2 separate regions of the Homo sapiens genome follow, and region 2 is linked to region 1. Evidence: chromatin loops called from intact Hi-C (ENCODE). Cell type or tissue: heart left ventricle. All regions are shown on one strand. Each heading gives the region's core, and the rest is flanking DNA. Links, peaks and the distances in the headings are about the cores only.

Evidence for each region. A loop is a pair of places that touch in the nucleus more often than their neighbours do. Peaks named below come from ENCODE experiments on the same cell type or tissue, not always from the same donor. Only the 100,000 strongest peaks of a DNase experiment are listed, where the experiment ranks them.
Region 2: it touches region 1 in a loop (3-fold over the local background); 4 of 110 quality-filtered maps call a loop at or near these places.

What each region holds. Positions count from the first base shown.
Region 1 is chr1:212,233,885-212,249,042 of GRCh38, reverse strand. LINC02608 (long intergenic non-protein coding RNA 2608) reads left to right here. Exons shown (of 4, transcript NR_125984.1): 2 at 10,067-10,136. Among named protein-coding and RNA genes, the nearest start is that of LINC02608, 44 kb to the left of the region's middle. In heart left ventricle, for the core only: no CTCF peak of the experiment used is centred there; no DNase peak of the experiment used is centred there; H3K27ac peaks cover 1,629 bases.
Region 2 is chr1:212,182,982-212,198,139 of GRCh38, reverse strand. No RefSeq gene overlaps it. Among named protein-coding and RNA genes, the nearest start is that of LINC02608, 94 kb to the left of the region's middle. RefSeq lists enhancers at 11,129-11,188, 11,239-11,288, 11,239-11,533. In heart left ventricle, for the core only: no CTCF peak of the experiment used is centred there; DNase peaks (open chromatin) are centred at 7,992 and 9,853; H3K27ac peaks cover 1,239 bases.

The sequences.
Region 1 (15,158 bases), core at 3,398-11,397:
TTAGTAGAGTCAGGGTTTCACCGTGTTAGTCAGGATGGTCTCAATCTCCTGACCCTGTGATCCACCCGTCTCGGCCTCCCAAAGTGCTGGGATTACAGGCATGAGCCACTGCGCCCGGCCTTTTTTTTTTTTTTTCTTGAGACAGAGTCTAACTGTTGCCCAGGCTGGAGTGCAATGGTGCAATCTTGGCTCACTGCAACCTCCACCTCCCGAGTTCAAGCGATTCTCCTGCCTCAGCCTCCCAAGTAGCTGGGCTTACAGGTGCCCACCACCACGCCTGGCTAATTTTTTGTATTTTTAGTAGAGACGGGGTTTCACCATGTTGGCCAGGCTGGTCTCAAACTCCTGACCTCAGGTGATCCACCCACCTCGGCCTCCCAAAGTGCTGGAATTACAGGCATGAGCCAAAGACCTTCCCTTACTCTTTACCTGCAGCTACACCACACACTTAAGATTTCCAATACCCTTGCACATGTTATTTGCTCAGCCTAAAGTGGCCTTTTCCCCTTCCTTCCCATCCTACCCAACCTTAACTCCCAACAAACAGCTCCTCCTTTTCCTTTGAGACACAGTTACAATGTTATCTCTACAATTTCCTCAGGTAGTATTAATGGATTCCCTTTTGTTCTCTTTGTAATTTGCCTAATTACTCTGAATTGCCATCATTTACTTACACATTTGTCTCCTTCAAAAGACTTTGAGCCTCAAGAAGATCTGTGTCTTGTATGGATTTTTATGGCCTAGTCCATGTCAGGTACTCAGTAAATGATGAAAGAATAACCCTTGCCCAGCTGTGCTGCCTACTGTCACCTGGTTTTATCAAGCAGTGGTCAAGAACAGAGTCCCCAGAGTCAGATGAGTCCAAATCCCAGTTCCATTCCCTTACTAGCTGTGTGGCCACCCACTTGAGACTAACCTTATCTACCCTCTCTCTGGCTTAGTCTTCTCATCTGTAAAACGGGGATAATGATAGTACCTACCTCATAAAGTGGCCATGAGAATTAAGTGAGGTTAATCTATATCAAGGGACAAGGGACCAGCACAGTACTTAGCACACAGCAAGCACTCACTCTCCATTCTTATTATTATTAGCTTAGAAAACAGCCTTCCAATATATTGATAACACTTATAGAAAATTACGTGTGTGTGTGTGTGTGTGTGTGTGTGTGTGTGTGTAGAAATACATGGGAAAGTGTCCACTAAAGTGATATTTTATGGTTTTTTAACTTACATTTTTCTTTACTGTTTGACTGTTTCACAATAAATATCAATTTTTATATGTACACTTAGCCACTTTAACTCCCAGAATACACCCATACATACACACAAACACTCCAATCCATAATATGCATATACAAACCCCACCAGCACACAGACACAACCACATAAACTCCCTCAGGAGGCAGAAACTCTGAGTTCAGATGTGACTCAAGCTCAGGGACATTGAAAACATGCCTACATAGTGGGAATGTTTAGACTTTAGGCCATCTCTGGCTCACAGCCAGTAGCGGGGAGCAGGCACTCCACCAGCTCTGGAATAAGAAAGTGGCATTCCTATCCATCCAAGCCTTCAAGTAAACACCCAACCTGGGTGTCTGGAGACAGACCCCCTTATGAAATGCAGGCCGTGGAGGAGAGACCCATCTATGCTGATTTCTCTCGCGGGGTGGAAGTGTGGAGGTGAGGAGCGGAGGGCTGGACCCGCCGCACAATACACAGAAGAATGCTGGGAAGTTAACTATCTCTCAGACCGTGCTGTTCAGAGGAAAAGGAACTGTCTAACTACTGTCAGAAAATGATTTATTTTTAGTCCCAAAAGCTTAGGAAATGCTAGAACTGGATGGTTGGAGCTAAATCCTACATTTTAATTGGAACTTCCTTTTTCTTTCACTGAAAAAGAAAACTTGTAATGACTTTTGAACTGGCCTTAGTGCTTAGACTACAATTTCACTATAGTTTTATATCAAATGTATTATCATAATTAGCCTACTCCATGTTAGAGTGTATTGTGACCAAGAAAAATCAGATGCCATAATGACTTCCAGAAATCAAATCTGCTTTTCTGTTGCCTCAGAAATGAGGCAAATCTTTGGACCCAGGTACCAACCCTGACATTTGGAGAAGAATCTGGGAAGATCCGTAGCAAACAGAACAGAACCCTATCCAGGGTTGAAGACTCTCATAGGGTGGGCACCAGTGCCAGGCCCCTGGTGTATACCCAGTTTGGAGTCAGGTAGGGAAATCACAGCATCAGGAAGAACCTATAGCTCCCCGACTCAAGGCAGCAAAGAAAGGGGGGAATCCCTTTGCTTAAAAAGACATGGTCTCAGGTTCTGTGTGGTGGCTCATGCCTATAATCCCAGCACTTTGGAGGCTGAATCGGGTGAATCACTTGAGGCCAGGAGTTCGAGACCAGCCTGGCCAATATGGTGAAACCCTGTCTCTACTAAAAATACAAAAAAATTAGTCAGGCGTGTGCCTGTTGTCCCAACTACTTGAGAGGCTGAGACAGGAGATTTGCTTGAACTCGGGAGCGGAGGTTGCAGTGAGCCGAGATCTCGCCACTGCACTCCATTGAAACAATTAGAAGAAAGAATCTAGCATTCTATCTTTGTATGTGGAGATCCTGTGTTGAAGTTTGCAGAAATATGTAACTGACCAGGGCTACCATGTACAGACACGGAGGTTGTACAGTATGTGATCTATACAACCCACCTTCCACACTTAGAATGTGTGCTGCACAACTTAGCACTGAATTCTATACTGTCTCATGTAACACAGATGATCCCAATCATCACCAGGCAAATGAGAAACAATTCAGGCAATAAATGAAGAGAAAGTAGCATTAACAACAAATATTTTACTAACTTGCAACTTCCTCTTGTGAATCAGGACCTCAGCTTTTCTTCTGCCACCTCAAATTTCCTAGTTCTTTCTTTTCTAAAATTGAGGTTTACGTATGTAATTACATATCATAAAATGTGCCATTTTAAGGTGTACAACTCAGCGGCTTTTAGTATTTCACAACTCTGTACAACCATCACCACTATCTAGTTCCAGAATATTTTCATCACTGAAAAAGATAACCCCCTACCCACAAAACAGTCACTTCCCATTAATTCCCATCTCCTCCCAGCCCCTGGCAACCATTAATTTGCTTTCTGTCTCCATGGCTTTGCCTGTTCTGGACATTTCATATAAATGGAACCAAACAGTATATGGCCTTTTATGACTGGCTTCTTGCCTTAGCATGTTGTCAAGGTGCATCTATGTGGTTGTATGTATCAGTGCTTCATTCATTCTCCCAGTTATTTCTGGGCATCCCAGATGATGGTTCTCATGCACTCAGGCCTAAGTCTGCTCATGCACATCTGCCCCCAAGAAACCACCTGGAAGAAAGGCCTCGAAGCTGCTCCCTCTGCCTACTTTAAGGATGTCATTTTCCCACATGGGTTCCATCTCCTGGTATTTTTCAAACTGGGAACCCTGAGGTGTCAAGTGATATTCAGTTACCATCAGTCCTCTCCCCTCTGCACTAGAGATACATTCTGTGCAGACCTGGGAACACTGTCTCTCCCTGCTTGAGTGCTGCCCATTTGCATTACTATTAAAAAAAAAACCTGGGGCTGGGTAATTTATAAAGAAAAGAAGTTTGATTGGCTCACACTTCTGCAGACAGTACAAGGAGCGTGGTGCTGGCATCTGCTTCTGGTGAGGGTCGCAGGAGGTTTACAATCATGGTCGAAGGTGGAGGGGGTGCAGGTGCCTCACATGGCAAGAGCAGGAGCAAGAGAGCGAGCCAGGGGAGGTTCCACACACTTTTGAACAACCAAATCTCATGAGAACTCTCTATTACTAGGACAACACCAAGCCATGAGGGATTCTCCCCGATGACCCAAAGACCTCCCACCAGGCCGCACCTCCAACACTGGGAATTACATCTCAACATAAGATTTGGAAGGGACATGCAAACTGTATCACCGGTCCTTAGGAAGGCACCATCTTCAGCTTTTAATTACGTCTCCTTCTGGTGTCTGAAGACAGGCCTGCTCTTCCACTCCCCCATCTCTCTCACTCACTCTGATCCTAGAGACTTGGGTTGGGAGGGAGCCCAAGACAAAACAAACTCTCTGTCTTCAGCTAGGTTCCCTCAGAAGCACATCTTAAGACAAGAATTGGTGTGGACGTGATTTTTTTTAGGATGTGTTCCCAGGAAAAAACAGTAGGGGTGTGAGAAGGTGGAATGAGGAATATGTGGAATCCAGAAAAAGATGTGGAATCCAGAAAAGGATATGGAATCAAGTGAAATCCCACAGAGGGTAACTTGAGCTCAGTCCCACAGGGCAGTGACAGTGTAAGTGAGACCTCAGAGTGGAGTGTTTACTCACTGCACCTGCCAGTCACTGGGTAAGGGCTGCTTTCCGGGTGTGTAAAGTCCAGACCCTTCAGCTCTCTGTGCCTTCATGCAAAGGGGGTCCTGGCAGCCTGAGAGCAGCCCTTTGACATAGAGATGCAAGTGCTGGCTGTTAGAAGTGAAAGCACACATTTCTGCTACACTGTTTCTCGAGGATTCTTTTTCCAACAAATATATCAGAACCTCCTACATCACAGTGCTGAGCACTTAGTATCTGTAATAGATAGATGGACAGAGAGAAAGAGAGAGAAGGAAAGAGAGAGCGAGGCTCCACTAGAGGCCTAAAAGTAAATTTTTACAGTCATAATTTTCTTTTGAATCATTTGAAAAAATAAGAGTACATTATATACATCTCTGGCTAACTCTTCCACTTACTGTACATACTTTGGCATGTGCAAAAGAAAATGAAACCAGTAGCTGCTAGATGGTTGATGTAAAGAAAGGAAACACAGGCCGGGCGTGGTGGCTCAGGCCTGCACTTTGGGAGGCCAAGGCGGGCAGATCACCTGAGGTCAGGAGCTCAAGACCAGCCTGGCCAACATGGTGAAACCCCGTCTCTACTAAAAATACAAAAATTAGCCAGGTGTGGTGGCACACGCCTGTAATCCTAGCTATTTGGGAGGCTGAGGCAGGAGAATCACTTGAACCTGGGAGGTGGAGGTTGCAGTGAGCTGAGATTGCACCATTGCACTCCAGCCTGGGCGACAAGAGCAAAACTTCGTTTCAAAAAAAAAAAGAAAGAAAGGAAGGAAACACAGACACTCAGGGAAATCTGTTTCATGAAGTTCCAGGTGACAAAGTTGATTGTCAACAAAGTGTCCAGTGTTTGATAAGCCAGGGATGCCTGATAATGTACTTCTCACCCTGGGTGTTGGAGGATCCCTCTCTGGTGTATGGAATGAATCTTATTTTCTTTCTTCTTTTTTTTTTTTTTTTTAGATGGAGTCTCTCTCTGTCACCCAGGCTGGAGTGCAGTGGCACGATCTCAGTTCACTGCAACCTCCACCTCCTGGGTTCAAGAGATTCTCCTGCTTCAGGAGAACCCAGGGAGCAGAGAACATAGCTCTGTAACTAACTTGGGAATGTTGTTGAGCTTCTTTGTTTTTCTCTTTCCTCAACTGTTTTGCCTCCCTCTCAAGGTTGATGTAAAGATGAAATCAACGGATATAAAAAGACTTTGAGAAACAAGGTATAATGTATTATTTTAAATGGTTTTTGGATTTTTACAAAGAAATATCAGTAATGGAGAGGAAAAGCTTAAAGAATGAGACTGAGAAGGTTCCCCTGAGTCCTCAGTGAAGTCTCAGTCTCAGTGGGAATTCACCATGACCCCAGATCTGGCCTGTGACTGTACATTCATTAACCTCACCATTAGCAGCTACTTTAGACCTTCCAGGCAACAGTTGGACTAATCACTAAAGGTCCATGAAGGGTCCTTGGCAGAACTAAGGTCAGGAGAGAAGGCAAAAGGGGAATACAAGATAGGCTGAGGGGGGGAAACAGATGAGAGAGAGAGAAGGCAGGGGTCTGGGGGAGGTGTGGGGGAGGTAAATGCATTAAGAAGTAAGGAGTAAAGAACAGAGAGGAAACAGAGGTGACCATGCTGGACAAGGGCAGACACCATTAGAAGCTCCTCCTGCGACATTCACAACCTGGGCTTCTACAGTAGAGGCCACATCAGCCACATACTCTTCACAGCCCTGTTCCCAACTCTCAACCTGCCTTTCCAAATCATTTAAGGGGAAAAGAGTGGGGAGGGTCTCCAAGAAAATCTGACCTTGACCCCCACAGCTCTCCAGCAGGTTTGGGCAGAAGGTGGCTAGAGAGCCCGGAAGCAGAGCCCTGATCTGGCCGGTAAACAGAAGGCCCTCAGTGAGCATGCCAGCCTGTAAGTTGTCCTTTTGTTTTGCAGGCTTTACCGAACACGGTTTTATTTCATGTGACTGTGCTATTTCAGGAGGAGTAAATATTGCCGGCGGTCTGTTTAAAAAGGCCAATGACCTGAAATGTTGTGGGGTTTTTTGTCTTTTCTTTTCCATTTGAATTATCTCCAAGAGGCAGGCTTGCCCAAGTATCGTGCAGTTTTAACTCACTGGCTTTTGGTTGTAACTTTCCCTTTTTGTCTCATGATATGCTGGACTGGAAAACAAGACAGCAAAGATATGAAGATAAAGAGGCGAAGAGCTGACCTAGGCTCCAGGAAAGAACGGGGAGATGTCCAGGGTGTAACCCGGAAGAGGGCAGGGAGTCATAGGCTCTCTGCTGCCTTCACTGTTTCCGGAGCTGGTGTTTGACCTATAATTATAGTCTCTTTCCTCTGATTTCCTCTGTGAAAATAGCAACATTCAGACTAAGCGCAGAGTAGAAAAAATGCGCTACATAAAGGATCAGGGATTTATAAATACGGCCAAAATTACAGGATTGTTACCCCCGTGGTTTAGTTCTCTGAAGAGAAGGTTGGGAAGAGACAGCACAGTTCTTCAAACTTGACTCAGGTCCTAAAATACCTAGGTCTGCCTCTTTGGGGGCCAAGTCAGGGAGAGATTCACTGCAATTATTTTTTCACTGGATGTCAAAACATTGTAAAAATGGATGACCCTGGCCAGGCACATCCACACTCTCAGGATTTTTATTTTCACTTCTTAAGAATTCTCACTCATCACCTAATTGTTCTGCCTCCTCATCAAACTTATTATCTCTAAGGAATAGCTAGGGGTGAAGGATATCCTCGTCTTAGCCCACTACCTCCCAATCTTCTAAGACCTGCTTTTCCCCTAGACAATGTGTTCATGTTGGAAACATCATGTTCTTAGATGACCCAGAACCTGGTCACAGCTGGAACACACATTGGCCCTCCCATTGGGATTTCTTAACTTAGAACAAGTGAAAGATCAGCTAAGTTCATCTCTGGTGATAGAAACTGTCCTATGGAAATATGGCCATGGAAATGGAGATAGCCTGTCTGCAGTAAAAGAGAAATGAAGCAACCATGAGTGAGAAACAGATGCACAGTAGAGACAAAGGCCGGCACAGTGAAGTCCCTGGTGCTTGTGGTTCCTGAGGCCCAGCTCCATGTTTTCCTGACCTTTTCTTAGTTTGGATACTCAACCTTTCTATGGATTCCATAAGCTAATATATTCCCTTTTTTGCTAAACTAGTTCAAGGGGAGTTTCTGATGTGTGTAGCCAAAAGTCTTAACTGACGCAATATAGTTAATGCCAAGGATTCTCCAGGAGAGTTGGCAAAGCAATATGATCAGTGCAGTATCTCAAAACTGGTTTCACAAAAGGGTTAAGAGCGATATTTATGGTATGCTGACTTTGAACAACTATCACTACCTACTTTTCAGAAAGATAAATGTTGGGAAGAGGAATGAACATATCCCAAGCAGCATTTATGACCCAACAGCTGAAGAAGAGGAGGGGACATGGAAAAACGCTTGTGGCCTGGCCTCTGCCTTCTTGTGGAATCACATATAAGATTTCTAGGTAGGAGATTTCTATAAGGGACTGCAAGAATTATTTTCCCAGCACCCATCACAATGTCGTAACTCTCAACATTGGATCTGCAATCAGTTAAAACCCATGTTTTCCTCTCAGTAGAATAGTGACTGAAGAAGAGTGACTGGTCAGCATGACAACTTTTCTACGCTTAAGAGTTGTTACCTCCACACGAAAAGATTACAGTCCTCTCTATGTGTCAACGAGGCAAATATAACAGCCTGTCATAGTGGTGTAGAAAATGCCCTGGACTGGGCCGGGTGCAGTGGCTCACGCCTGTAATCCCAGCACTTTGGAAGGCCGAGGTGGATGGATCACCAGAGGTCAGGAGTTCGAGACCATCCTGGCTAACACAGTGAAACCCCGTCTCTACTAAAAATACAAAAGATGAGCCAGGCGTGGTGTCACATGCCTGTAGTCCCAGCGACTCAGGAGGCTGAGGCAGGAGAATCACTTGCACCCAGGAGGCAGAGGTTGCAGTGAGCCAAGATCATGCCACTGCACTCCAGCCTGGGTGACAGAGTGAGACTCCGTCTCGAAACAAAAAAAAAAGAAAAGAAAAGAAAAGAAAATTCTCTGGACTGTGTCCAAGGACCTGGATTCCAACCAAAGTTTTGCTACCGAGCACTTATAGAACTAGCTAAGCCTCTCAGTCCAGTTTCCTCATCTGTTAAATAAGGAATTGGGCTAGATGATCCCTAAAATCTCTTCCAGCTCTCGTATGCCATGGCTCTAAGGTAAATTACTAGCCTAGAATCATTCTCCACAATGAATACTATCTGCTTTCCACCAAAAACAAGGGGGAAAAAGGGAGAAAGAACAAGAAATTCAGATATTTTGTTTTCTCATATTTAAGGTGAGATGATTCTTTTTATAAAATTAAGATTATTTCTAACATCATTAGATCTTCTAAAAATAACAGGTTTATTAAATAAGAAATGTATATTTACTGTAGAAAAATGTAAATACACATAAGCAAAAAGAACTTAAATAACCTAAAATCCTTCCTATCAGAGACAGCCTCCATTAATATGTTGATGTATAAATGAAAATGTTTTTCTATACACACATATACATTTTTTCCTTCTGAAAATAGGATCAGACTATTCATTCTGTTTTTCAAGTGGATCCTGACATTTAGCAACATACTGAAAAAAATCTTTCTATGTTAATAAGTATACTTATATAGCATTGATTTCAACAGTTATATGGTAATCTGTTGTTTAGGTACATCCCCTATGGCTGGATAGTTACATTTATTTTTCACTATTAACAGTCTTATAAATATACTATGTGCAAACATGTATGTTTTTTAAGGCTTCTGAGTGCACAGCCAGCAGCAATACAGCATAAGTAGGGAGGAAGGAGCTGTCACATCCTTCTTTATAGATGCATGCACTAGGCAAGCTCCTCCTAACAATCAGATGGTTACGGGGAACCATTTGATTCCCCTATGCCATGTGACTACCACCATCCTGGTCACAACTGATTGGATTAGCATCCTTTTCTCCCCTAAAAGCAACCATCTGGGAGTGGCCCAAAGCCTATGAGGGGGCAGGAGACCCCTTCCCTGAGAGGGATTCCTACCTTGGGTGGTGGGTGGACAAACTGAGCAGATTCTCCCTCAAGTTACTGAACACAACACACACAAGAGGCCTTTAGTCAGCAAGGGCAGGAGCAGGCAACAGTGGATTCCCCACAACGTCAGAGAGGAAGGAGTCCTATCCAGTGTGGTTCCCAGAGCCGCCCTCCCTGGCTCCGGCTAGTTTAACCTGGAGGGTGAAGGGACAGCCTCCAGAGCCAGAGAACCTGGCTTTGGATCCTGGTTCCATCACTTCTTACCTAGAGGATCTCTGGTTAGTCCCTTTGCCTGTCTGACCCTGAGTTTCCTCATCTGAAAATGAGGAGATTAACACCTACTACAAAAGGTCACTGTGAAAACTAAACAAAATAATATATTAAAAAGCCTTTAGAAGAATGCCTGGTATAGAATAGGTAGTATTATGCCTCTGCTGGGAAGGTTTGTTTTACCTAGAACCACAGGAGTTTAAGGAGTGCTATAGGTCACTGATACCTGCAAGGACAAACTGGTGACTTCGGATACCCTGTTATTATTAGTTTACTCTTTAAGTGTTTTCGTCTCCTCCACCAGCTTGGCGAACTCCTTGAGGACATGGGCTTTGTTTTCTGTTCCATTTTACCCTCCACTGTGCCTTCGCAGGGTAAGCTCCTAATCTGTGATTGATTCTGCTGATTAGTGAGATTGTCTTTTCCTTGTTGAGCCAGCACAGCCAGTTTGAACCAGTGTAGTGGGCAGCTGGCCCGGCAGCCTAGCTCTCCTCCCTCCATGACAGCCTTCCAGAAGTAACTCTCCCTGGAAGGCAGGCAGAGCACAGCAGCCCTCAGCAGCAAGTGGAAGCTTTGTGTTCAACGCAGAGCCAGCCAAACTCTTGGGACTGGAAGTTGTCACCTATTGCAGTTTGCAGGCTTGAAAAAACATCCCCATCGAAGCTAACCCAGAACCTCCTACAGCATGTGCCAGGGCTGACAAAATGTAGAGGTGCAAGTCTGTTTTAGGGACTGCTTCCTTCAGGAAAGCCTGCTTCCTGAGAAGGCCTGAAGGACACGCCGTGGCTTCCCTCTCTGGTGTGTCCTGAGGCTAGAACCCCAAATAAAGGGAATGAAGTCATGAGGTCAGTGAAAGTTGTTGGTCCTTCTCACCGATTCAGTCCCTCCTGAACTTGCCTGCTGGCCTACCTAGGCCACCAAACATGGGCCTTGAATGCCTAATTGCCCAGCAGCTACCAAGACACGGTTTCACATAAGCTGGAGAGAGGCTCAGCTAAACAGGACAACTAGAGAGGAAGGAGATCCTGAGTAGCAGCAGCAAGTTTGGAGCTAAAGGTGTCAGAGCACAGGGATTCAAACTTTTTTTTTTTTTTTTAACATTCCTCTGTGCCAGGTATTAGACTGGGTGTGTTGCATAATAATATGCATAATAATAATATTAAAAGCTAAAACATAGTACACACCATCTGCCAATTACTATGCCAAGCATTTTACACATATTAACTCATTTAATCATTACCAAAAACCATTGAAGTAGGTAGTATTATTATCTCTATTTTACAGATAAAAAAACTGAGGCACAGTAATTTGTTTAAGGTCTCACAGCTACTAAATGGCACACCTGGACATGCACATAATTCTACTGTTATAATTTGAAACTGTCCCCTTTGAAACTCATGTTGAAACTCACTCTCCAGTGAAACAGTATCAGGAGGTGGGGCCTTTCAGAGGTGACTGAGTCATGAGGGCTCTGCCCTCATGATTGGATTGACTAGTCCATTCCTGGGTTAATGGATAATAGGTTATCATTGTGTGAGTGGGTTAGTTATCACAAGAGTGTGTCTGTTATAAAAAGCCAGGTTGGTTCTCTCTCATGAGCCCCCTCACCATGTGATGTCCCAAGCTGCCTTGGGACTCTGCAGAGGGTCCCCATAAGAGGAAGGCCCCGACTAGATGGAATCCTTTGTCCCTGGACTTCTCAGCCTCCAGAACTGTAAGAAATAAATTCCTTTTTTCTGCCTCAGCCTCCCAAGTAGCTGGGACTACAAGCTCCTGCCACCACACCCGGCTAATTTTTTGTATTTTTAGTAGAGATGGGGTTTCACCATGTTAGCCAGGATGGTCTTGATCTCCTGACCTCGTGATCCGCCTACCTCGGCCTCCCAAAGTGCTGGGATTACAGGCGTGAGCCACTGCGCCCAGCCAAATAAATTCCTTTAAAAAAAAAAGTACCTAGTCTCAGGGATTTAGTTATTGCAACAGAAAGCAGACTAAGACACCTACTGGAAAGCTTTTCAATTAAAGTCTAATATGATCATCTACACATGTATACATTTAATTCTCATAGTAAGTCTATAAGCTACGTTAATGTGGTCTCATTTTACAGATGAGAAAACTGATGGTCAGAGAGGTTAAATATGTTCAAGTTCCATAAGTAACAAGTGGTGAATATCATGCCAGTCCTGTGTGGCTCCACCACACCCTGACACAAAAAGAAGACCTTGCAAAAGAACAGGAAAATGCTTAGTGGGCTTAGGAAAGGAGGCCACTGCAAAACCACAAAAATTGGGAATATGCTACCCTGCAGGAGGTAGCACCCAGGCACAGCAAAGGGTGGAGGCTCCGGAACCAATCTGATTACTTGCCCCACTGCAACTTTCCAATCACACCAATTAGCCAGATTGATTTAAATCTGATAGTGGCAGATTTCTAAACGCCTTTTACAAAGGTGAACCTGGCAATGCTTAAAAACTGGCTCTAAATGCAGCCAAATCTCAAATAGAAAAATCTCCAAGCTTTACACTCTCTGCTCACTTTCTAAGCCACCTATTTTTTTTTTCTTTTCTTCTCTCCTTCCCAGTTAGGATAATTAAGATCTTAGAATCATAGACCTGGAAGTTTAGAGATGATTTAGCGCCCCTCTGCTTGCTTTAAGGCTACTTACTGCAACAGTTACCTCCCTCTGTATGTTTAAACCTTTTCTCCCTGACAGAAGAAGGTTTGCCCTTGTAAATGGGATTGAGTGATCAGCTAGTGGCAGAGCTATTTTAAGGCACCTGCCTGGAATCTCACAATGGAGGGTGATGCAGAAGGCACCTCCTTAAAGATGGCTTTGTCTACCGACCCCCTACTACCACCACCACCCACCCAGGTCCTCATTGGGGAAGGCCAGAGGATCTACTCTGCCTTTTCCAAACCTAAAGGAGCTCTTGGAAGGGTCATCAGGAAGACAGAAAGAAATAGGACCTATTAAGGAACTAACATGCAAATAATGACAGTAAGATAAGATTGTGTTAACAGACTTGTAAGGAGTTTTATATGAGCACCCAAACCAAAAACTACCAGTGCCTGCAGGGATCCAGAAACCTCACCAAGGAGGATGCCCAGGGAAGGAACTGAGGCCTAGGGAAGCTGCAGGCCTGGGAGGTTACATGGTTTCTCCACTGAAGGCAGGCAGCGCTGGTTTTGCAACCTGACTTTCCCCTTGCTAGCGTGGGACTACAACCAGTGACACACCCTGGCATTCCCAGCCTTTATTTTCATTGTGCAGCTGTCTGATTGGGTGGGTCCCTACACTAAAATGGAAAAGATAACGACTACAAAATTGAATTACACCGTAGACAGATTCTTTATTACCACCACCAAGCACTCACTGATTACCCAGCTCCTTTTAGATTGAGCGAGTTTGACCAATGGAGTGGAGGCATATACTAAGCTCAGCATCTCTGGGTCCCTCCCCACTGTAGCTAAGTTCCCAGCCATGGTACTGTTGAGGCCCTAAGTTCCCAGGGTGAAGATCTGACTATGACACCAACAGGCAAATCAGGACAACAATCATCTTAGTCCCACACCAGTTTCTCAACAGAAGCTAACAACTTACATTGATTAAATGTCGGCTAAGCATCAGGCACTCTGATGAGTGCTATATATACATTGTATATATACAATGAATCAGGTACATTATTATGTCTATTTCTTTTTTTTCGTTCTTTCTTTCTTTTTTTTTTTTTTTTTTTTTGAGACAGAGTTTTGCTCTTGTTGCCCAAGCTGGAGTACAATGGCTCAATCTCGGCTCACTGCAACCTCTGCCTCCCGGGTTCAAGCAAGTCTCCTGCCTCAGCCTCCCAAGTAGCTGGGATTAACAGGTGCGTGCCACCACATCTGGCTAATTTTTGTATTTTTCGTAGAGACAGGGTTTCACCATGTTGGCCAGGCTAGTCTCGAACTCCTGAGCTCAGGTGATCCACCTGCCTTGGCCTCCCAAAGTGCTGAGATTACAGGCGTGAGCCACCGCTCCTGGCCTATTATGCCTATTTCACAAATGAGGAAATTTTAAGAGATTAGGTCACTTGCCCAAGGTTGGCCCACTGAACCATGAACTCCAGGAGACTAAGGACTGCTTTATTTCTGATGCCTCCCTCACACCCAGAACGGTGCTAGACACAGGGAAGATGTTCAATTAAAAAAAATTCCTAAATGGATGAATGAACAAGTACTAAATGCTGAAGCAAAGAGGAATGTGTTCTCCAGAAAGAGAATGAGAAATATAAATGGACAAGCAGAGAGGAAGATATTCCGTAGGCTAACTAGAAGAGCTGTAATAATCTACAGCTCTTTTAACCTTCCCTTTATCCTTGTAGCTTTCCCATTGAGTGTTTTCAATGGGAAATGTCTAACTGCTCTGTGGGTGTACACCACGGCCAGTTGCTAATTTTGGAACACTTGTGAATCCTGGGCCCAGAGTCATGACCAATACTGGTGAGTCATACTCCCCATACAGAGCTCCCTACACACTGCCTGTCAGAAAAAAAAAAAAAAAAAAAAAAAGCAAAACAGAAGTTGCCATCTCATCCTTTGCTCTAGTTGCCTCATTTTACCTTCTGAAATGATGGAGGAAGTTCTGCTGAGGATGGGGTCAGGGTAACAGCAGACTTCTGAATAACTCTGCACCCCCAGAAACCTGCAAAGGACACAGGCCCTCTTGGTGGTCTCCTCCTGGATGCCTTGCTTTCTCCTGGAAGAGTCCTCCCTTCCACCCCGGATATCACTGTGAACCTGTAAGTGGCAGTACCTTCTTTCTAGTAGGCAATGTCTACTGTGCCATCCTAGGCAGGTATAATACATAAAATAACCTGTCACCTGGGACCATTAGCTTCTTTAACAAAGGACAAATTTCATTCCATACTGGAGAGAAAGGTTTTAAAATACAAGTGTCCTGGAGAGAGGAAACATGTTGACTTAAAGTCACACAAACGTGCAAAGACCTGACAGCAGTCCTTTCTGGGGCAGAAAGAAAGCAGAGAGCTCAGGGGGATAGAACCCTCGAACACGGACTATTGGGTACTTCAGATCCAACCTGTGGACTCTCATTCAGGTTGGGGGTTATTAATTTTTTTTTTTTTTGAGACGGAGTCTGGCTCCGTGATCTCAGCTCACTGCAAGCTCCGCCTCCCGGGTTCATGCCATTCTCCTGCCTCAGCCTCCCGAGTAGCTGGGACTACAGGCACCCGTCAACATGCCTGTCTAATTTTTTTGTATTTTTTAGTACAGATGGGGTTTCACTGTGTTAGCCAGGATGGTCTTGATCTCCTGACCTCGTGATCTGCCCGCCTCGGTCTCCCAAAGTGCTGCGATTACAGGCGTGAGCCACTGTGCCCAGGCCTATTGGGGGTTAT
Region 2 (15,158 bases), core at 3,526-11,525, 51 kb after region 1:
ACTACAGGTGCCCGCCACCACGCCCGGCTAATTTTTTTTTTTGTATTTTTACTAGAGACGGGGTTTCACCGTGTTAGCCAGGATGGTCTTGATCTCCTGACCTCGTGATCCGCCCGCCTCGGCCTTCCAGTGCTAGGATTACAGGCATGAGCCACTGCGCCCGGCCGATGGTCTCCATCTTCTGACTTTATGATCCAGCTGCCTTGGCCTCCCAAAGTGCTGGGATTACAGGCATGAGCCATGGTGCCCGGCTCTTTTTTTTTTTTTTTTTTTGAGAGACAGAATCTCTCTCTGTTTCCCAGGCTGGAGTGCAGTGGCACGATCTCAGCTCACTGCAACCTCCACCTCTCGGATTCAGGCAATTCCCCTGTCTCAGCCTCCTAAGTAGCTAGGATTACAGGTGCTTGCCACCACACCCAGCTACTTTTTGTATTTTTAGTAGAGACAGGGTTTCACCATATTGGTCAGGCTGGTCTCAAACTCTTAACCTCACATAATCCATCCACTTCTGCCTCCCAAAGTGCTGAGATTACAGGCGTGAGCTACCAAGCCCAGCATAATTTTTGTATTTTTAATAGAGACAGGGTTTCACCATGTTGACCAGGCTGGTCTTGAACTCCTGACCTCAGGGGATCCATCCACCTTGGCCTCCCAAGGTGCTGGGATTACAGGCGTGAGCCACTGTGCTCAGTCTGATGTTTTTCTTGTGTGACTGAGATCATGGGTTTTTTTAACAAGAAGATCACAGAGATAAGGTACTATTTTCATCACATCATTCAAGGGTATATACTGTCAACACAATTTATCACTGTTGATTTTGACCTTAACCACCTCCACTGTAAAGTTACTCCATCTCCTGCTTTTCATACTGTATTCTTTGGAAGGAAGGCGGTACAGTTGACCCTACAACAATGCAGGTTGGGGCGCCGGGTGTGGTGGCTCACGCCTGTAATCCCAGCACTTTGGGAGACCGGGGTGGGTGGATCACCTGAGGTCAGGAGTTTGAGACCAGCCTGACCAACATGGAGAAACCCCGTCTTTACTAAAAATACAAAATTAGCCTGGCATGGTGGCACATGCTTGTAATCCCAGCTACTCCGGAAGGCTGAGGCAGGAGAATCGCTTGAACCTGGGAGGCGGAGCTTGCAGTGAGCCGAGGTCGTGCCATTGTACTCCAGCCTGGGCAACAAGAGAGAAACTCTGTCTCAAAAAAAAAAAAAAAAAAAAAAAAAAAAACAATGCAGGTTGGAACTGCACAGGTCCACTTATACGCAGATTTTTTTTATAAATACAGTCAGCCCTCTGTATCCGCAGGTTCCACATTCACAACCAAATGTGGATGGAAAATACAGTATTGGAGAAATTTGAAACCAGCAGATAGGGAGGGCTGACTTTGTGTATGGCTGAGTTCGTCAGGGCCCACTTTGGGACTTGCGTATGTGTGGATTTTGATATCTGTGGATCTGTGGGTATATTAGGCCATTCTTGTGTTGCTATGAATAAATACCAGAGAGTGGGTAGTTTTTGAAGAAAAGAGGTTTAATTAGCTCACAGTTCTGCAGGTTGTACAGTCATGGCACTGACATTCCTCATCTTCTGGAGAGGCCTTAGGGGCTTTTACTCATGAGAGGCGAAGCAGAAGCAGGGGAATCACATGGTGAAAGGTGGAGCAAGAGAGAGAGTTGGGGTGAGCTGGGGAGGTGCCACACATTTTTAAATGACCAGATCTCATGAGAACTCACTATCACAAAGACAGCACACAAAGACAGCACCAAGCCATGAGGGATCCACCCTCATGATCCAGACACTTCCCACCAGGCCCCACCTCCAGCATTGAGGATTATAATTCAACATGAAATTTGGGCAGAAAAAAAAATCCAAACCATATCATTCTGCCCCAGCCTCTCCCAAGTGTCACCTCCTCACATTGCAAAATATAATCATGCCTTCCCAACAGTCCCCCAAATCTTAACTCATTCCAGCATTAACTCAGAAGACCCAAGTAAGTTCAAAGTGTCGTCTAGAGATGAGTTCCTTCACTTATGAGCCTATAAAATCAAACAATTATTTACTCCCATGATACAATGGGGGTATAGGCATTGGGTAAACATTCTTATTCCAAAAGGGAGAAATCAGCCAAAAGAAAAGGGCTACAGGCCCCTTTCAAAACCCAATAGTTCAAAACCCAGCAGGGTAGTCATTAAAAGTTAAAGCTCCAAAATAATCTCCTTTGAATCCATGTCCCACACCCAGGGCACAGTGGCACAAGGGGTGGGCTCTGAAGGCCTTGAGCAGCTCTGCCTCTGTGGCTTTGTAGGGTTCAGCCCCATGGCTGCTCCCATGGGTTGGAGTTGAATGTCTGTAGCTTTTCCAGGTGCAGGGTGAAAGCTGCCAGTGGATTTACTATTCTGGGGTCTTAAGGATGGTAGCTGCCTTCTCACAGCTCCACTAGGCAGTGCCCAGTGGGAACTCTGCTGGGGGCCTCCAACCCCACATTTCCCCTCTGCACTGCCCTAGTAGAGGTTCTCTGTGAGGGCCCTGCCCCCATAAGCAGGCTTCTGTCTTGACAGCCAGGCTTTTCCATACATTCTCTGAAATTTAGGTGGAGGCTGCCAAGAATCCACCACTCTTGCACTCTGCATCTGCAGGCTTAGCACTACATGGAAGCTGCCAACGTTTAGGGCTTGTATTCTCCAGAGCAGCAGCCCAAGCTATACCTGGGCTCCTTTGAGCCACGGCAGGAGCTGGAGTGGCCAGAATGTGGAGAGTGGTGTCCCAAGGCCATGCAGGGCAGTGGGGCCCTGGGCCCTGTCCATGAAACCATTCTTCCTTCCTAGGCCTCTGGACCTGTAATGGGAGGGGCTGCTACAAAGGTCTCTGAAATTCCTTCAAGGCCTTTCCCCCCATTGTTTTGGACATGATCAATTTGCTCTGTTTTATTTATGCAAATATCTCTAGCAAGTGGTTGCTCCATAGTCTGTTTGAAATCCTCTCCCAAAAAAGTTTTTTCTTTATCTGCCACATAGCCAGGCTGCAAAATTTCCAAACTTTTGTGCTCTGCTTCCCTTTTAAATATAAGTTCCAACTTTAAGTCATTCCTTTGCTCCCACATCTGAGCATAGGTTGTTAGAAGAAGCCAGGCTATATCTCAAACACTTGGCTGCTTAGAAGTTTCTTCCATCAGGTATTCTAGCTCATCACCCTCAACTTCAAACTTCCATGGATCTCTAGGGCATGGACATGATACAGCCAAATTCTTTGCTAAAGCATAACAAGGGTGATCTTTTCTCCAGTTCCCAGTAAGTTCCTCATCTCCAAATGAGACCTCATCAGCATGGCCTTTGTCCATACCACTGTCAGCATTTTGGTCACAACCATTTAACAAGTCTCTAAGAAGTTCCAAACTTTCCCTAATCTTCTTATCTTTTTCTGAGCCCTCCAGTGTCTTCTATTCTCTGCCTGTTACTCAGTTCCAAAGCTGCTTCCACATTTTCAGGTATCTTTAAAGCAATGCCCCACTTCTGGTACCAGTTTTTTGTACTACACCATTCTTGCATTGCTATAAAGAAATACCTGAGACTGGGTAATTTATAAGAAAAGAAGTTTAATTGGCTCATGGTTCTGTAAGCTGTATAGGAAGCATAGCACCAACATCTGCTTCTGGAGAGGCCTCAGAAAGCTTTTACTCATGGCAAAAAGTGAAGTAGGAGCAGGCACATCACATGGCCAGAGCAGGAACAACAGAGAGCGGGTGTGGGGAGAGGTGCCACACACTTTAAAATCACCAGATCTTGTGAGAACTCACTCACTATTGCAAAGATAGCACTAAGCCACGAGGGATCCACCCCATGACCCAAACACCTCCTACTAGGACCCACCTCCAGCACTGGGGATTACAATTCAACATGAGATTTGGGCAGGGATAAATATCCAAACTATATCAGTGAGGGTCCTCAGATAAGTCCCTCTAAGATATCAGAGGATGGAATGACTGTATATACAGCCACACTTAAGAAGCAGGGATTTATGCTCCCCATCCTTTGGGGTGGAGTAACTATATACATTATTTGAAATTCTTCTGCATGGGAGATTTGTCTGTTATCCTCCATTTACTTATTCACTAGATCTTTTGGTCTTACATAGATTTTATTCTTTAGAGCAGTTTTAGATTCACAGTAAAACTGAGCAAAAAGTACAGTTAGCCAAAAAAAAAAAAACCCAACTGAAAGATGGGCAAGGGGCCTGAATAGACATTTCTCAAAAGAAGACATACAAATGGCCAGCAGGTTTATGAAAAGATGCTCAATATCACTATCAGAGAAATGCAAATCAAAACCACAATGAGATATTACCTCATATCTGTTAGAATGGTTATTATAAAGAAGACAAAAGATAACAAGTGTTGGTAAGGATGTGGAGAAAAAGGAACGCTGGACACTGTTGGTGGGAATGAAAATTGGTATAGCCATTATGGAAAACAGTACGGAGGTTTCTCAAAAAATTAAAAATAGTACTACCATATGATCCAGCAATCCAATTTCTGGGTATATATCCAAAGGAAATGAAATCAGTGTCTCAAAAAGATATCTGCACTTTCATGTTCATTGCAGCATTATTCACAATAGCTAAGATATGGAAACAGCCTAAAGTGTTTGTAGATGGATGACTGGAAAAGGAAAATGTGTGTGGGGGGGGGCAGGGGTGTGTATTCCATTGTGTGTGTATACACAATGTATGCAATATAATGGAATATTTTTGAGCCTGCCATTTACCACAACATGGATAAACCTGAAGGACATGATGCTAAGTGAAATAAGTCAGATACAGAAATACAAATATTGCATGACTTCACTTATATATGGAACCTAACAAAGTTGAATGCATAAAGGCAGAGTAGAATGATAGTTGCTAGGGGCTGGGGGGTTGGGGGAAAATGGGGAGATGTTGGCCAAAGGGTAGGAAGTTTCGGTTATGCAAGATGATATGTTTTAGAAATCTATTGCATAGCATGCTGACTGTAGTTAAAAATACTGTATTGTATATTTGAAATTTGCTAAGAAAGTGCATCTTAAGTGGTTCTCAACACACAAAAGGTAGCTATGTGAGATACGCATATGTTGATTAGCTTGATTGTGGTAGTCATTTCACAGTGTATAGGTATCTCAAAACATCACATTGTACACAATAAATACATACAATTTTTGTCAAGTGTACTTCAGTTAAGCTGGGAAAAAAAATACACAGTTTTCATACACTTCTATCCTCTCTTGGGCAGCATACAGCATTCTCCACTGTCAACATCCCACTCCCAAGTAATATACTGACACTATACCACTACACTGACACCATCATTACCACCCAAAGTTCATAGTTTATGTTTATTCTTGGTATTGTACACTCTGTGGGTTTGGACAAATGTGTAATGACATACATTCACCATTATGGGATCATATGGAATAGTTTTACTGCCCTAAAAATCCTCTGTGCTCCCACCTAAACATCGTTTTCTCTCCCTTCCCCCCTGACAATGACTGATGTTTTTAGAGCCTCCATAGTTTTGCCTTTTCCATCATGTCATATAGTTGAGATCATATGGTATATAATATTTTAAGATTTGCTCTTTCACTTAGCAATATGCATTCAGGTTCTTTCATGTCTGTTCATGGCTTGATAGCTCATTTCGTTTCATCACTGAATAATATTTCATTGTCTGGACATGCCACAGTTTATCCATTCACCTACTGAAGATGTCTTGATTACTTTCAAATTTGGGCAATTATGAATAAAACTGCTGTAGACATACTTGTGCAAATTTTTGTGTACACATAAGTTATCAGTTCATTTGGATACATACCCAGGGTTTTAGTTGCTGAATTGTATGGTAAAAGTATGTTTAAAGTTTAAGAAACCTCCAAACTGTCTTCCAAAGTAGCTGTACCATTTTCCATTTCCACCAGTAATGAATGTGATTTCCTATTACTCCACATCCTTGCAAGCATTTGGTGTTGTCATTGTTTTGAATTTTGGCCATTCTAATAGGTACATAGTGGTGTCTCGTTGTTTGAATTTGCAATTCCCTAATGATGTATGATGTTGAATATCTTTTCATATCCTTATTTGCCATCTGTATATCTTTTTTTGATGAGGTGTCTATTCAGGTCTTTTGCTTATTTTTAATAGAGTTGTCTTTTATTGCTGTTTTAAGAGTTATTTAATATTTTGGATAACGGTCCTTTATCAGATGTCTCTTTTCAAATATTTTCTTCTAGTCAATGGCTTATATTCTCATTCTTTTGACAACGTCTTTTGCAGAGCAGAAGTTTTAATTTTATTGAAGTCTAGCTTATCAATTATTTATTTCATGGGTTGTGCCCTTGATGTTATACCTAAAATGTCATCTATATTTTTCTCTTATGTTATCTCCCAGGAGTTTTATAGTTTCAGGTTTTACATTTAGGTCTATGATCCATTTTGAATTAATTTTTGGGAAGAGTATAAAGTCTGTGTCTAGATTTTTTTTTCCACACATGGACATCCAGTAGTTCCACTTAACATTTTTTTTTTACATATATGTTTAAATAGATTTTAGAAGAAAAATTTTGGCAATATTCTAGTAAACTCTTTTGGCACCAAGATGACTGCTGAGCAGTTTGGGAAATGTTGAACTCCTAAATAAAGACCCTCCACGGCTTGGTACTGCCCACCTCTGAAGCCTTGGCCCTCAGCACTCCCTCTACACATTCAGTCCTCCAGCCAGCCTGAGCTACAGGCTGTCCTTCCCAACCTTTTTCCTATTGAAATGGCCACTTTTTTTTTTTTTTGAGACAGAGTTTCGCTCTTGTTGCCCAGGCTGGAGTGCAGTGGCACAATCTTGGCTCACCACAACCTCCGCCTCCCGGGTTCAAGCAATTCTCCTGCCTCAGCCTCCCGAGTAGCTGGGATTACAGGCATGCACCACCATGCCTAGCTAATTTTGTATTTTTAGTAGAGACGGGGTTTCTCCAGGTTGGTCAGGCTGGTCTCAAACTCCCGATTTCAGGGGATCCACCCACCTTGGCCTTCCAAAGGGCTGGGATTACAGGCATGAGCCACTGCACCTGGTCGAAATGGCCACTTTCTAAAAACCCCTTCTCATCCAGCTTTCGCTGTGGAAACTTCCCTGCTGAGGTACTCTCTGACTCCTCTGGGCTAACACGTATTCTACTTACACCTCTGTCGTAGCACTTGTCAAATTGCATAATGATTGGTTCTTGATTTGTTTTTGCTCTCCCTTCTAGAATCCACATTTTCCTTTGTAACACCCCTTTTCAAGTTATGAAGTATATGTTCTTCTTTTTATTACACATTGGATAGGTGGGCTGTAGACAAACCCATCTGTCTTCCAAAGTCCTACTCTGCCTAGGAACCCGTCAATGTGAGGATGATCATTTGGATCTTCTTAGATTTGTGTACTTTGGCTACAACTAAAACATTTGGGAGGTGCAGGAAAGAGCAGAAATGGCGTGACATGTACCATACGTCTAGATATTTCAAAGTTATGAATCAAGAGAATAAACTTTTCTAAAAATATAATTCTGCAATTTAAAACTTCTAATTTAAAAGTAAACTTTAATATTGAAAATGCAAACTTGGGGAGGGCAGAAAGATCACACACAGGGCTGCCACTTCACACTTGGAGGGTTGCACAGCAGCCGGGCAAAGGCTCTCCTCACTTCTCAGATGGTGCTGCGGCTGGCGGGAGGCGCGGGCCAGGGGGAGGGGCTTTTCACTTCCCCGATGGTGGGGCGATCAGGCAGAGGCGCTCCTCACTTCCCAGACAGTGGGGCGGCCAGGCAGAGGCGCTCCTCGCTTCCCAGACAGTGGGGCGGCCAGGCAGAGGCGCTCCTCGCTTCCCAGACAATGGAGCGGCCAGGCAGAGACACTCCTCACTTCCCAGACATTGTGGCGACCAAGGAGAGTCGCTCCTCACTTCCCAGACAGGTTGGCGACCGGGCAGAGGAGCTCCTCACTTTCCAGACAGCTGGGCTCCAGGCAGAGGCGCTCCACACTTCCCAGATGGTGGGGCGGCTGGGCAGAGGTGCTCCTCACTTGAGAATAAACTGTTAAATAAAATGTGTTTTATTATCCTAGCTTGATAAATATACCTTTATTATTTATTTATTATTTTTTTTTGAGATGGAGTGTCACTCTGTCACCCAGGCTGGAGTACAGTGGTGCCATCTCGGCTCTCTGCAACCTCCGCCTCCTGGGTTCAAGCGATTCTCCTGCCTCAGCCTCTCAAGTAGCTGGAACGACAGGCAGACACAACCATGCCCAGCTAATTTTTGTACTTTTAATGGAAACGGGGTTTCACAATGTTGGCCAGGCTGTTCTTGAAGTCCTGACTTCAGGTGGTCTGCCCACCTTGGCTTCCCAGAGTGATAGGATTACAGGTGTGAACCAACGCACCCAGCCAACAAATATACTTTTAGAATGACCTGGAAGAACAATTTCAAATGTAGATTCTTGAATTACTTGGAGTCCTGCCCTGAAATGTGGTGGCACAGGACACGATGACTTCCTTCCTCTGCTTCCTTTCCTGCTTCTGGCTCTGTCCAAGGGACCTCATATGCAAGCCTGTGGATACTCCAGAATGTGGTCCAACCTCTGTCCACATGTCCTGCCAACAGCTGCCCCGAGGCCACCTCTCAGGCCCAGAGATCTCATGGTGGCAATGAGGCCATCCCTGAGGGGATGGGCCACAAAAACTCTGGGGGCAGGGTCAGAGAGGGCCAATGTCCAGAGTATTCTGGTGTCCCAGCTACCTGGAGCATGATCTAGAAGGGAAGGGGTGCTGGATGGCCACGTCTCCTTGGCCCTGAGGACCGTGCCTGCAGTGAGGAGAGACACAGCTGGAGGAAGCACAGTTCTCTGACTTTAATGCACATGTGAATCACCTGGGATCTTATTAAGTAGGTATGGGGTAGGGCCTGATATTCTGCATTTCTCCCAAGCTTCCAGGTGCTGTTGATGCTGCTGGTACAAGGGCCACACTTTGAATAATTAAGGTCTAAAGCAAAGGCCCAAGGCAGGGGTCCTTTTTACCTTGGCAGAGCAATACCATTAGCAAAAAAGGATGTGTTTGATAATTTAATTACTCCCATGGATAAAGTACCAATAGAACTTAGTACGCACTTAAAGTTACACAAAAACAATATATGTGCAACACAAATTTGAATGTAACACCAATGCCTACATGGAGAATTCTTTAGCACAACCAGGTGAGTCTCACAGCCTTTGGCCCTATAAGTTATCATGTTCTTCCCCTTCTTGCACCCTCTGACCCCTTCCTGTATGTGGTTCACCCTGCATGACTCACTGAGCAGGTACTGACATTTCTAGTAGTCTTCTTTTTTCCTTCTGCAGATCCTTACAAACGCATTTCTTACTTTTTTTTTTTTTGAGACGAAGTCTCACTCTGTTGCCTCAGCTGGCGTGCAGTGGCATGATCTCAGCTCACTGGAACCTCCACCTCCCATGTTCAAGCAATTCTCCATCCTCAGCCTCCAGAGTAGCTGGGATTATAGGTGTGCGCCACCATGCCCAGCTAATTTTTGCATTTTTCGTAGAGACAGAGTTCCACCATGTTGGCCAGGCTGGTCTCGAACTCCTGACCTCAGATGATCTGCCCGACTCGGCCTCCCAAAGTGCTGGGCCTATAGGTGTGAGTCACTGCGCCCGGCCGCATTTCTTATACTTATTCATCATTTACTATGCTCTTTTCTCTCATATGCTTCACCGTACTCACAGCACGTTAGTCCCGGCACTTTCCGCAACAGACTTGTTACTTTTCCAGGCCCTTTTGCCCTCAGCCCTGAAGCCCACTGGGCCCGGCTGGTGCTGGTGCTGCTTCTCTGGCAGCTGCTGCCTCCTGTCTCTGAGCTCCCTGATACTGGAAAGAACCCTCCCAAGGCTTCCTTCTGGCATGTGGAGGCATCTTCAGCCAATTCCATGTGGCAAGTGAATCTATTTATACCTTTTGGAAACCTCATCATTTGGGCAGGAAGTGACCAACTTCCTGGCAAAGAACTCCCAAGAACATCTTCCCAAAGGGAAAAGAGAGAAAACATATCTCTGACGTACATGTATGGTTTCCTCACTTTTAACTGGTCCTGCCCCAGCCCAGCGGTGCGCCTCCAGGCTGAAGAGCCTCTGCTAGGGACAGAAGCCCACCCTGGCTCAAGGACTTAGATGCAGCAGGTGTTTAGTCAGCCTTGATTGAATTGAGTTGAATTTCTTGTGGCTGGAAAACTGTTTCCTATTTATTTTCTTCTCCTGCCAATCCTTTCACAGGGCACTGTCAAATATTGGCCAATGCGGCTGGGTGCAGTGGCTCACACCTGTAATTCCAACACTTTGGAAGGCCGAGATGGGCAGATCACAAGGTCAGGAGATCGAGACCATCCTGGCTAACACGGTTAAACCCTGTCTCTACTAAAAATACTAAAGATCACCTTTTGAGGGCCGGGAGCAGTGGCTCACGCCTGTAATCTTAGCACTTTGGGAGGCTGAGGCGGGTAGATCATCTGAGGTCAGGAGTTTGAGACCAGCCTGGCCAACACGGTGAAACCCCGTCTCCCCATCTCTACTAAAAATACAAAAATTAGCTGGGCATGGTGGCAGGCCACCTGTAATCCCAGCTACCTGGGAGGTTGAAGCAGGAGAATCACTTGAACCCGGGAGGCGGAGGTTGCAGTGAGCTGAGATTGTGCCACTGCACTCCAGCCTGGGTGACAAGAGTGGGACTTCATCTCAAAAAAAAAAAATCACTTTTTGCTACAACTGAGGATTCAGTGTATGTCAGAATACTCACTGCTGACTCAAGGGGTTCACATTATGGGTACAGAGAGCGACGTAAACTTTCTTCTAGATAGAGGAGGAAATAATATGACATGGAGCCAGCACCCACCACCCCCACCCTAAACAAATCAACAAAAAAACTCCTGTGTTGACTGGAACACATGAGAACTTTGTCTCTAGAGTATGTAAGAGATGGCTTTAGGGGTCTATAAACAGGCCGTTTCTAGATGGTGATGTATTATAGAAGGACCGAAAACTGGTGCTGCCTCTATGAGTGCTGTAAATGCTGTGAGAACTTAATATTTTGGCAATGACTGCAGGTGAAATTACTGCTTACTTTGGTATCATTTTCAGTTTTACAATACATATTTTTTCAAATCTGCTACACCAAATTCTAATAGTCAAAGATGTGCCTCCAACACGAAAAGAAAAAAAAAAGATTAAGAACCACCACACTACTACCTTACAGGACTCAGCAGGACTAGCCCCAGGGACGAAACTGAAACAGGAGAGTTGGTCTCCAGAGAATACTTCCTTCTTCCTGCTACGACCTTCTTGCCTACTGTTGCTGGCTTCATCTCAACAATGCAGAAAGCTTACTGTTCAACCATTCTTTCTCCCAGGGTTAACGGTTTCAAGGTACAGTCCTGCTAATGTTAATGTGATTGGCCCTCCCTCACATTTAATGTTAATGTGATTGGCCCTCCCTCACATTTAATGTTAATGTGATTGGCCCTCCCTCACATTCACTGTACATTTTCATGATGGTTCTCTGGTGCTTGTTGGGGTAGACACTGACAGGTGAGGAAACCTTTGTGTGGGAAGCACTTCTGCACAGTTAAGGCCTCGGGACCCTCCTATTTTATCCTGGCGGGCTGGCTTTTTTCTCTATGCAAGTGGTGCTCACTACTGCTATTGGTCTGATGGACTGACCCGTTGACTGAATTTCTGGGTGACAAACGAAGGTCCAAGGTTGATTTTTTATTTTATTTTGAGACAGAGTCTCACTCTGTCACCCAGACTAGAGTAGCACAATCTCGGTTCACTGCAACCTCTGCCTCCTGGGCCCAAGCAATCCTCCTACCTCAGCCTTTCCAGTAGCTGGGACCACAGGTGTGTGCCACCATGCCTTCATTTTTTTTTTTTTTTTTAAATAAAGGCAAGGTCTCACTATGTTGCTGAGGCTGGTCTCAAACTCCTGGGCTCAAGCGATCCTCTTGCCTCAGCCTCCTAAAGTGCTGAGATTACAGGTGTGAGACACTGTGCCTGGCCAGTTTTCTTTATATTTACTCTGCTTGGAGATTATTGAGCTTCTTGTATGCGTGAGTTTATGGTTTTCATCAATTTGGGGAAATTTTCAGCCATTATTTTTTCAAAAAAAATTTCTTATTCCCCTCTTCTGGGACTTAAATTCCATGTTAAACTGCTTAATATTGTCTCTCAGGTAACTGAAGCTCACTCTCTTTACCTCTCTCTCTTTATTTTTTGTTTCTTTAGTTGTTTTTCTCTAGACAGTTTCTATTGCTATGTTTTCAATTTATTGATCTTTTCTTTTGCATCGTCCAATTTGTTCTTAATCCCATGCAGTATACTTTCCATTTCAAATGTATTTTTCATCTCTAGGAGTTTCGTTTGGATCTTTTTTGTATCTTCAGTTTATCCTTTCATTGTGTTCATGTTTTCTATCTATTTTTATTTTCTTTTTTGAGACAGAGTCTCTATCGCTCAGGCTGGAGTGCAGTGGTGGTGTCTCAGCTCACTGCAACCTCCGCCTCCGGGGTTCAAGCAATTCTCATGCCTCGGCCTTCCAAGTAGCTGGGATTACAGGTGCATGCCACCACGCCCAGCTAATTTTTGTATTTTTAATAGAGTCGGGACTTCACTGTATTGGCCAGTCTGGTCCCGAACTCCTGGCTTCAAGTGATCCACCCGCCTCTGCCTCCTGACCTCAAGTGATCCACCCGCCTCTGCCTCCTGACCTCAAGTGATCCACCCGCCTCTGCCTCCCGACCTCAAGTGATCCACCCGCCTCTGCCTCCTGACCTCAAGTGATCCACCCGCCTCTGCCTCCCAAAGTGCTGGGATTACAGTCGTGAGCCACCACACCTGGCTCAGGTTTTCTATCTTCCTCAGCATGTGAAGCATGCTTATAGTAGTTGTTTTTAAGGTTCTTATCTGCTAATTTCATCATCTCTGCCACTTCTGGGTCTGTTTTTACTGACTGACTTTTCTCCTAGTTATGGGTACTATTTTCCTATTGTGATGCATGCTTGGCAAGCTTCGACTGGTCGCTGGATATTGTGAATTTTACCTTGTTGGATACTAGATTTTGTTGTAATCCTTTAAATAATGCTCTACTTTGTTCAGTTAAGTTACTTAGATTTAATCTGATCCCTTCAAGGCTTGCTTTTAAGCTTTGTTAGGGTGGGTCCAGAGCAACAGGTAGTCTAGGGCTTATTTAGCCCCACCACCATGACCATACCCTTCTGTGGACTCTACTTAATGCTCTGTGTGTGATGAGGTCTTTCCACTCTGCCTAATGGGAACTGAATTCCGTGACCTTCAGGAATTTGGGGTGTTCTTGCTTTCTTTCTTTCTTTCTTTTTTTTTTCTGAGACGGAGTCACTGTCGCCCAGGCTGGAGTCAGTGGCGCGATCTCGGCGCACTACAACCTCCGCCTCCCAGGTTCAAGCGATTCTCCTGCCTCAGCCTCCTGAGTAGCTGGGACTACAGGCGCATGGCAACACGCCTGGCTAATTTTTGTATTTTTAGTAGAGACGAGGTTTCACCATATCGGCCAGGCTTGTCTCAAACTCCTGATCTCGTGATCTGCCCACTTCGCCTCCCAAAGTGCTGGGATTACAGGTGTGAGCCACCGCGCCCGGCCCGATGTCCTTGCTTTCTATTGCATGTATGTTTGTTTTACGCAGTTTCATGTTGTTTTCTCTCCTACATGCACAGATCAGTACCCAGTCAAATTATCAACCTGCAGATCTCTGGAGCTCTCTTGCAGGGCAGGTTCCTCCTCCCTGATATGTTGCCTCTCAAATTCTCGCCATCTCAGCATTCCTAAACTTCAGTCTCTCAACTCAGTGAGAGCACGAGGCTGTGCTTGGGTTCCTCTTCCCCACACTGCAGCCAGGAAACTGCCTGTAGCCAGTTAAACTGAAGCAATCATAGGACTGACCTTGGTTTTCCCCTCCCTTCTTTCAGGGACACAATCCTGTGCTAACTAACCAAATCCTGAAACTGTTGTGTCGTATAGTTTGTTCAGATTTTTAGTAGTTTCAGGTAAGAAAGTGAATCCCTGGCTGGGTGCTGTGGTTCACGCCTGTAATCCCAATACTTTGGGAGGCCAAGGCGGGTGGATCACCTGAGGTCAGGAGTTTGAGACCAGCCTGGCCAACATGGTGAAACCTCGTCTCTACTAAAAATACAAAAAATTAGCTGGGCGTGGTGGTGAGCACCTGTAATCCCAGTTACTAGGGAGGCTGAGGCGGGAGAATTGCTTGAACCTAGGAGGCAGAGGTTGCAGTGAGCCGAGATGGAGCCATCGTACTCCAGCCTGGGCAACAAGAGAGAAACTTCATCCATCTCAAAAAAAAAAAAAAAAAGTAAATCCCTGGAGTCTATTATTTCATCGTGGCGAGGAACAGAAGTTCTCTCAACACAGATCTAATTATGTAACACATGACATTTTACATCATGATCTTTTCACTTAAGTGTAGATTTTGGTTATTTTTCCATTGTATTACACAGTTGTAGTAGACATTATTTTAAACTATGTACTCATTCATTATCTTATTAAACAACTATCTACTGAGTGTCTTCTATGCTCCAGGCACTGGATAAAGCAGTAAAACAACAACAAGGACAAACCCAAATAAAAACAAAACAAAACAAAACAAAAACCCAGGTAAGCTCACACTGTCATGGAGCTTTTACTCTAGTAGCAGGAAGATGGGAAAAAGGTAAGTAAACAGATAAATGAGCAAACCTTACAGCGATAAGTGCTATAAGATAGGGTGAGTGGGCCGGGCGTGGTGGCCCACGCCTATCATCCCAGCACTTTGGGAGGCTGAGGCAGGTGGATCACGAGGCCAGGAGTTCGAGATCAGCCTGACCAACATGGTGAAACCCTGTCTCTACTAAAAATACAAAAATTAGCCGAGCGTAGTGGTGCACCCCTGTAATCCCAGCTAAGCCCCAGGCTGGGGCAGGAGAATTGCTTGAACCCGGGAGCTGGAGGTTACAGTGAGCCAAGATCGTGCCATTGCACTCCAGCCTGGGCAACAGAGCAAGATTCGGACAAAAAAAAA